Regions from separate parts of the Homo sapiens genome. Here region 2 is linked to region 1. A link is an interaction called in ENCODE POLR2A ChIA-PET data of the cell type or tissue named here. Cell type or tissue: K562. All regions are shown on one strand. Region 1 overlaps HDAC5 (histone deacetylase 5). Region 2 holds the start of ATXN7L3 (ataxin 7 like 3).

The links. Peaks named below come from ENCODE experiments on the same cell type or tissue, not always from the same donor. Only the 100,000 strongest peaks of a DNase experiment are listed, where the experiment ranks them.
Region 2: POLR2A ChIA-PET joins it to region 1 with 5 read pairs; 4 of 35 experiments call an interaction of 5 or more read pairs at or near these places.

The regions. Positions count from the first base shown.
Region 1 is chr17:44,093,707-44,097,706 of GRCh38, forward strand. HDAC5 (histone deacetylase 5) reads right to left here. Exons shown (of 27, transcript NM_005474.5): 4 at 1-128. Among named protein-coding and RNA genes, the nearest start is that of G6PC3, 25 kb to the left of the region's middle. RefSeq lists an enhancer at 1,654-2,414. In K562, a CTCF peak has its summit at 2,095 (motif pointing right); DNase peaks (open chromatin) are centred at 2,065, 2,365 and 3,599; H3K4me3 peaks cover 1,009 bases.
Region 2 is chr17:44,197,844-44,201,843 of GRCh38, forward strand. ATXN7L3 (ataxin 7 like 3) reads right to left here and starts at 2,041. Exons shown (of 13, transcript NM_001382309.1): 1 at 1,653-2,041; 2 at 177-287. The coding sequence starts at 227. ATXN7L3-AS1 (ATXN7L3 antisense RNA 1) reads left to right here and starts at 997. Exons shown (of 2, transcript NR_184071.1): 1 at 997-1,087. RefSeq lists enhancers at 1-858, 418-712, 1,063-1,618, 2,344-2,882, 2,883-3,420 and silencers at 1,180-1,789, 1,890-2,689. In K562, a CTCF peak has its summit at 722; DNase peaks (open chromatin) are centred at 668, 1,578, 2,038, 2,398 and 1 weaker place; H3K4me3 peaks cover 2,958 bases.

The DNA.
Region 1 (4,000 bases):
CTGCTCCCGCAGTGTGGGGTCCACAGAGCCCACCAGAGCCCCCCGTAGCTCCACAGGGCTGGGGCTGCCTCCACCCCCACCCCCCATGGAACTGGGCATGGCTCTTGGCAGCACCGGCTTCACCTCCACTGTGGGCAGAAGAGACAGGAAGGAGTTAGTGGGCCCAGCCCCAGACTCCAGTCATGCCTGAGGCCCAAAGGCTACCACGCAGGATTCTAGGAGACCCAAAGAGAACAGAGACAGAGAGGAAGTCAAATCCCTCTGCTCCATGGATGCAACATTTTACCTTAATTAAATGAGGCTGAAGCCATGAACTTCAATAGGAAAATACAGGCTGAGCACGGTGGCTCACACCTGTAATCTCAGGTTAGTTTGGGAGGCTGAGGCAGGCAGATCACCTGAGGCCAGGAGTTTGAGACCAGCCTGGTCAACATGATGAAACCCCCTCACTACTAAAAATACAAAAATTATTTGGGCGTGATGGTGCACACCTGTAATCCCAGCCACTCAGATGGCTGAGGCATGGGAATCTCTTGAACCCCGGGAGGCGGAGGTTGCAGTGAGCCAAGATCATGCAACTGCACTCTAGCCTGGGTGACAGAGCAAGACTGTCTCCAGAAAAAAAAAAAACAAAAAACAAAAAGGGGGAGGCCGGGCGCGGTGGCTCTTGCCTGTAATCCCAGCACTTTGGGAGGCTGAGGCGGGTAGATCACGAGGTCAGGAGATCAAGACCATCCTGACTAACATGGTGAAATCCTGTCTCTACTAAAAACAAAAAAAATTAGCTGGGCGTGGTGGCACACGCCTGTAGTCCCAGCTACTCAGGAGGCTGAGGCAGGAGAATCGCTTGAACCCTGGAGGTGGAGGTTGCAGTGAGCCAAGATCGCACCACTGCACTCCAGCCTGGGCGACAGAGCGAGCCTCCATCTCAAAAAAATAAAGAAAATGTGCATAAGCATGAAGCTGTACCTGACAGATTGTGACTACTCGACGCATTTTATGTATCTGTGTGTGTGTGTGTATATATATGTGTGTACGTATGTGTGTGTATATATATATATACACACACACATACATATGTGTGTGTATTTATCTCTCTACCTATATATATATCAGAGACAAGGTCTTGCTCTGTCGCCCAGGCTGGAATGCAATGGCATGATCGTGGCTCATGACAGCCTCGACCTCAAGCAACCCTCCCACCTCAGCTTCCCAAGTAGCAGGGATTACAGGAGCATGCCAATGCACCAGGCTAATTTTTAATTTTTTAGTAGAGACAGGGTCTCACTATGTTGCCCAGGCTGAATTAAACTCCTAGGCTCAAGCGATCCTCCCACCTCAGCCTCCCAAAGTGCTGGGATTATAGGCGTGAGCCACTGCCCAGCCTTCAACACATAATATTATCATTGATAGTCAACATCTCTGGGCATTTTACAATGACTCATTTAAATATCACAGTTACCCTATGACTTAGATGCTATTATTACCCCATTTTACTGATGAGGAAACTGAGGTTTAGAGAAGTTTAAGTAGCAACCAGACACAGCTAGGTGATCCAATAACTAGAATATGAGTCCAAATCCTAAGCTTTTAACCACTGTGCCCGCTCCCATTTCTCAACACCGTGCCCCATGCAAAGCCTCATACTAGAAGAGAAACTGAGGCACAGAGGTTGGTTCTAGGACTGACAGTGCCCTTGGTAACCCCAGGAGAGGCTGGTGGAGACCTTCTGGATATCTCTACCCTCTGTCCCCTTCTGGGGCCTCATCCCTATCTGGGGCAGACTGGGCAGGAGGGAGAGGCTGTGGGAATGGGGGTGGGGTGGGAACAGGAGGCCTCGGGGAAAGGGGGTGCAGGGCTGCACCAAGCCAGGGACAGGAGGGGGCTGGGAGTCAAGACTCGCTTCCTTTGCTGGATTATCTCCTTTCAACAGTTTTATTGTAATTACCCTGAAAATGCCGCTATATATAGAGTGAGCCAAACAGCAGCTGTGCCTGGGGGGAGGGGGAATAAGAGGATGGGCGGGCAGGCAGCAGGGAGGAGGTGGGAGGAGGAGACAGGAAAGGAAAGGGAATCAGACAGGAAGAAGGGTAACAGCAGGGGGAGGGCAGGAGCTTCGGCAGAGATCTCAGAACTCTGGTCTTACGGAGAACCGGCTGGGGAGAGGAAGGCTGCTGGGGAGGGGAAGGCAGTGGAGGGCCTGCTGGGTTCCAAGACCTTGGGTCCAGTCCCCACATGGACAATGGGCCGAGTGGCTCAGGGAGTGCACGAAGTTCCAATGGGCTTATGGGAGGGCTAGGTCTCCACTTCTTTGTACCTACACACAGTTCTCAGGTCACTGCATGTCACTCCTCACCACTGCCCTGTGGTTGCCAGGACAACTGGGCAAACACCACACCAGCAGGGAGCCCCAAGCCCAGCCCAAGCCCCACAAAGTCTCCAGCCAGGAAGGGGAAGGCAGGATACCACTGCCTGGGAAGGCGGAAGTGAGAGAGGCAGGCCAACCCATTCCTGTTTCTCTTCTACTTCTTTCTCCAAAGAAAGCCCTCACTCTCCTCGCTACAGCCCAGGGAGGTCACGAGGGGCTGGGAAGACTCCTGTGGCAAAGTGGCCCACTCCAGCCCAGGCCTGAGAAAAAAGGACCCCGAAATCCTTCTGGCTACCAGTATCTTCTGCCTTCATGAGCTGGCCTCTCTCCAGACCACCCCCCAGCATTAAGAGGCGAGAGAGGGAAAAAAAAAACAAAAAACAAGTTTTGGTTTTTTTTTGTTTTTTTTTTTTTTGGAGATGGAGTTTTGCTCTTGTCATCCAGGCTGGAGTGCAGTGGCACAATCTCGGCTCACTGCAACCTCTGCCTCCTGGGTTCAAGCAGTTTTCCTGCCTCAGCCCCGCAAGTAGCTGGGATTACAGGCACCCGCCACCACGCTCAGCTAATTTTTTTGTATTTTTAGTAGACACAAGGTTTCACCATGTTGGCCAGGCTGGTCTCAAACTCTTGACCTCAGGTGATCCGCTCGCCTCGGCCTCCCAAAGGGCTGGGATTACAGGCATGAGCCACTGCCCCTGGCCTTTTTTTTAGATGGAGTCTCACTGCAACCTCCGCCTCCTGGGTTCAAGCAATTCTCCTGCCTCAGCCTCCCAAGCAGCTGGGATTACAGGCGCCCACCACCAGGCCTAGCTAATTTTTGTATTTTTAGTAGAAACGGGGTTTCACCATGTAGGTCAGGCTGGTCTCGAACTCCTGACCTCAGGTGATCCACCCGCCTCGGCCTCCCAAAGTGCTGGGATTACAGGCATGAGTGACCACACCCAGCCGAACAATTTTTAAAGAGAAGAGAGGGAGGTGGGAGGTAGGAGGTGGCAAAGGGTGGGCTAAGAGAGGCCCCCACACCTGTTTAGATGGGTCTGGATCTCTCCAGAGAACCTAGCACTGAATGGGTGTCACCAAGGCAGGAGCAAGGCCTGCTGGAGGCCGAGGCCAAGGCCATGCCACCCACATGCCTGGAGTATGGCCTCTGGAACCCCCTGCAGGCAGGGTGGGGTGGGAGAAGGTAAAAGCTCAGCATGATGTAGCAGTCCCCACCAGCCTCTTCTCCCCCAGGCATGGTTGGGAACATTCCTCTGTGGTTTTCCCGCCAGCCATACTGACGACTCTGTGGCCACAAGGCCAGAGCCACATGTGCAGAAGTGGCCAGATGTGGCCAGAGGGTGGGGTTACACATACTCATCTTCATTCCCAACCCATGTCCTGCCCCAGCACCAGGAGAAAGGGTCCTTGGAAACTGCAGAAGGCCTTCCTGGAGGTAACTAGCCACAGCCCACGATGGTGGCAAGGAAATGGCAGCCAGCTCAGGTCTCCCCAGCCCGTGAAGTGCTCAGCAAGGCCCTGAGCTGGCCGGAGGGTTATCTGTTCTTAGTCAAGCTTGGCTTGGCCCGTGGCACTCTGATCACTCAGCCAAGCAATGGACAGCCGTCAACCTGCTGCTCCCGGCAATGCCGG
Region 2 (4,000 bases), 100 kb after region 1:
TTCCCCATCTTGACTTCGTGTTCTTTCTTCTTCCTGGATCCTTGGCTTTTTCAGCTGGCTATTCCCTTTAAGGAACAAGGCTGACTACCCAAATTCCTCTTTGGTGTGGATGCCAGATACAGCGACGTAGAGACATCAAGAGAAAGAACTGGAGGCACACGTGGGGGAGCCCTCACCTCTAGTTTGCTGTTATCCAGGCCAGACAAAGACATTTCCTCCATTTTCATTTGTAAACTCTTGTGGAGACGGCGCTCTGACTGCTCATAGCACAGCGGGCGGCAACACGGCTGCACACACGGGGGTGGGGGTGTTGTTGTGAGTCCAAGGCACCTCTGAATGCGGCCACCTTCCCTCCCCACCTCGCTGCCCAAAGCTCAGTCCTGGCATCAGGGTCTCTCCCTCCCCAAGGCCCAGGCTCCCTAAGTCTGGATGGTCCTTCAAGGCCTGAAACCTAAAGGGGGCCTAGTCTTTCCCAGGCCTGAGCTCAGGCCCTGGACTCCACTGCCAATCAGAGTCTGGGTCTATAGGAGGCAGCAGCTCACCCTAGGTCCCCAAAACTCAAACCCCTCTTTGATACCCATGGTGCAATGCAGCAGGGGGAGGAGAAGGAACTCCAAGGCCTCAAAGCAAACCCACAGGGTGTGGCAAAGAACTGCACAGACTCCTAAATACACCCCCCGCCTTCCCTAAAGACTCTCCTCAGAGTCACCTCTGCTTTCAGCCAGGATGTCCACTTGGGGGGGTACTGCTACCAGAAGTAGAAATGGCCCTAGGACCCTACAACCTTCACCCCACTCTGTCTTCCCTTGAAATCAGCCTGCCACTCCACGAGGGGAGCAGAGCCCACAGGAGCCTAGAGCTAAGGGACATTTCTAGCCACCATGAGCAGGAACGGCGGGGGGTGGGGGGGAAGAGCCTGGTAGGGTGGCACGCCAGGAGCGGGCACTCCCCTTACCTGTTCTTCCTTTAAATAACCACCCGCCCTCCCTCAGGACCAGCCCGGAAGTCTCTCCAAGAGCCCCAAAGTCCAGGAACCCCCACCCAAGGATTCAGACACAGAACCCACAACCCAGGGCCCCTCGGAACGGTGGGTACGAGTTTCAGGAGCTGCCGGCCTAGAGTGGGGTGGGGACTGACGAATGAGCCGGGGGCACTGGGAAGGGTAGGAGGCCGGGCCTCGGCTCTTCCCCCGTCCCTGCGGCACTGCTGCTGCATCATACCGACTGGGGGGAGGACAGCCGAGCCGCCGGGGCCGGCGCCGGGCCGGGACAGACCGACCCCCAGAGAGTGGGACGCGTCCCAGCCCCTCTCCTTCCCCGCCCGCCAGCAGCCCCGGCCGGCCGGGGAGAGGAGTCCGGGAGGGTGTCTCTATTGTCCCGGGGGCTGGGGCCTGGCTCCCTAACAAAGGCCCCGCGCCCCCTCCCCGGCCGGCCCTGCCCCGCCCAAGGGGGACCCAGACGGGGGAGAGCCAGGGGCCCCGGCCCGGCCGGGAAGCTGGGGGAAGCCGGGCGTTTCCGCGTCGGCCCGGGGGGAGGGGAAGGGGCGCTGACCCAGACCTGGGGGGAGGGGGCCCAAGCCCCGCCTTGGGCCCCGCCCCCCGCCCCCCACAGGCCCCTCCCCCGTCCCCGTCCCCGTCTCCGTCCCGTACTCACCCCGCCCGGGGGGCCGCGCCGGGGCCCGGCAGCCTCTCAGGGCCGCGTCCTCCGGCGGCGGCGACGGCGGCGGCTGCTCCGGAGCCCCATGTCCGTCGGTCCGTCCTCGCCTCTCCCCGGGGCCCAGGGCCCGGGGCCGGGGGGTCGGGCCGCCCCCCCGCCTGGCCGCCTCACCGGGCGGCCATGGCCCCTTCCCCTCCCTTCTTGTCCCGTCGCCGCCTCCTCCTCCTCACCTCACCCCGCCCGCGCGCAGTCCGCGCGCCGTCCGCGCGCCCCTCCCCCCGCCCCCCACTCCAGCCCGCCTCTCCCGGGCGGGGGGTGCGGCGCGAGCCCGGAGCGCGCGCGCGTGTGCCGCGACCGGAGGATGGATGGATGGAGCGAGCGTGAACGCGAGCGTGCGCGCGCGCGCCCCTCTCCCCCTCCCTCTGCGCGGGCGCGAGGCCAAGCGCGAGCGCGCTCCAACCTCCTCCTCTTCCTCCTCCCGCCCCTCCCCAACACCCCGCCCTCCCCCTCCCTTCCTCTTCCTTCTTTCGCTTTCGCGCGCCCAGCGACTGCTCGCGCCTGCTAGAAGGGCCCGAGCGCGTGCATCTGCCCCGCGGCCGCAGCTCGGCAGCATTTGCTCCAGGGGGCGGGGACCGGGAGGGGAGGAGGGGCGCCACGCCGCCGTCCAAAGTACCGGCGGACGGGGACGGGGGCGGAGAGATGGGCGGGGCCTTCGCGGACCTCCCCGACCAATCGCAGGGAGGCCTCGGCCCGGGAGGACCAATAAGATGGGGGTGGGTGGGGCGGCGTTCAAGGTGAGGTGCGCGGTGCGCTGGGGGCGGAGACGTTTTGCCGTCCCGGCCGGCTCGGGGGCGGGGGCAGCGGGTGGCGTCGAAAGAGAGCGCCGGCTGCCAGCCGAGCCTGGGACGCCTTCCGGCCCAGGCTCCCCCGCCCTTCCCTCGGGGCTCCCCGCTCTCTCCCCCGCCACCCTCCGCTCCCCCCTTTACCCCGAGGCGTGCAGCCACTTCTGTGAAGAGGCCAGACTTGAAGTGGGGCGCAGTTAGGACCTCGGGGCGGAAAGCCTGTGGAGCCTAAGGGGCTCGCCCGCGCCTCAGTTCTCCCGGTTTCTGGGCGGGTCTCAGCCCACTCCAGGCTTGCGGACCAACAAGCGGCCGAGATGAGGGTCCGCTGCTGAGGTCGGAGGCCGAGCTGCGCCCTTCTGCGCGGAGCGCCCTCCCCGCCCCTCGTCCTAATTTAGATCCCACACCTGCTCGCCTTTCCTGCTTCCGGAACCCACGCTGGACCCCCACCCCTCCAGACAGCCTCCTTGTCACTGGCCAGATCCTTCCCCCGACCCAGTGCTGTTCCCCTGGGTGCAGCGTGTCCCTGTGCTCACGCTCTCAGTCCCTCTTTACCTTAGGAAGGGACAGGCCTTTTCCCAGCCGCGGTGGATGGCTGGATTGGCGCTTTCATCTCGGTTACTCTGTGTGTGGTGTCCTGGAACGGTTGTGTGACAGCCCTCTCCCCTCAAGAGATAAGATTAAAAAGGAGGATAGTCTGTAATCACATACTTGGAGCCATCTTTGGTTTTTAGTTTTCAGCAAATACTTATTTTTTTCTCACCGATTTCTCCCGAGAAACAGCAAACATTTATTGAGGCGATATTCCAGAGTAGTTCAGATCAGGCGTCTGATTTGAATTTAAATCGTTGGGCCTAGCAAATGAGTTTCCTGTGCCTCAGTTTCCTCTGTTGTCAGTGGGCATAATGATAGTCCTATCTCCTTGCGTTGCTGTAGTGATTAACAAGTCAGTGCATGTGAAACTCTTAGCTCTGTGTAAGTGCTTGGTAAATCTTAGCTGTTATTCTCACGGTGCTCCAGGTGCTGGGATAAAAGATGATATAAGACAGTTGTGCTTCTTCAAGAAGTTCACTGTCTTGTGGATAGATAGGTAGGATAATAATTGCAAAACAGTGTGAGGAAAACAACAGAGAGAAAACAGAGGTAGACAAAAGGAGACATCAAATGATGTAAGAGAGTTGGTCAAGAAAGGCTTCTTGGGCAGGGTGCGGTGGCCCAGGCCTGTAATCCCAGCACTTTGGGAGGCCAGGAGTTCGAGACCAGCCTGCAAAAATGCAAAAATTAGCTGGGCGTGGTGGCGGGCTCCTGTAATCCCAGGAGCTACTCGGGAGGCTTAGGCAATAGTAGTAATCCAGCTACTCGGGAGGCTTGGGCAGGAGAATCGCTTGAACCCGGGAGGCGGAGGTTGCAGTGAGCTGAGATTGCGCCACTGCACTCCAGCCTGGGCAACTGAGCGAGACTCCGTCTCAAAACAAAACAAAAAAGAAGAAAAAGAAAAACTTCTTA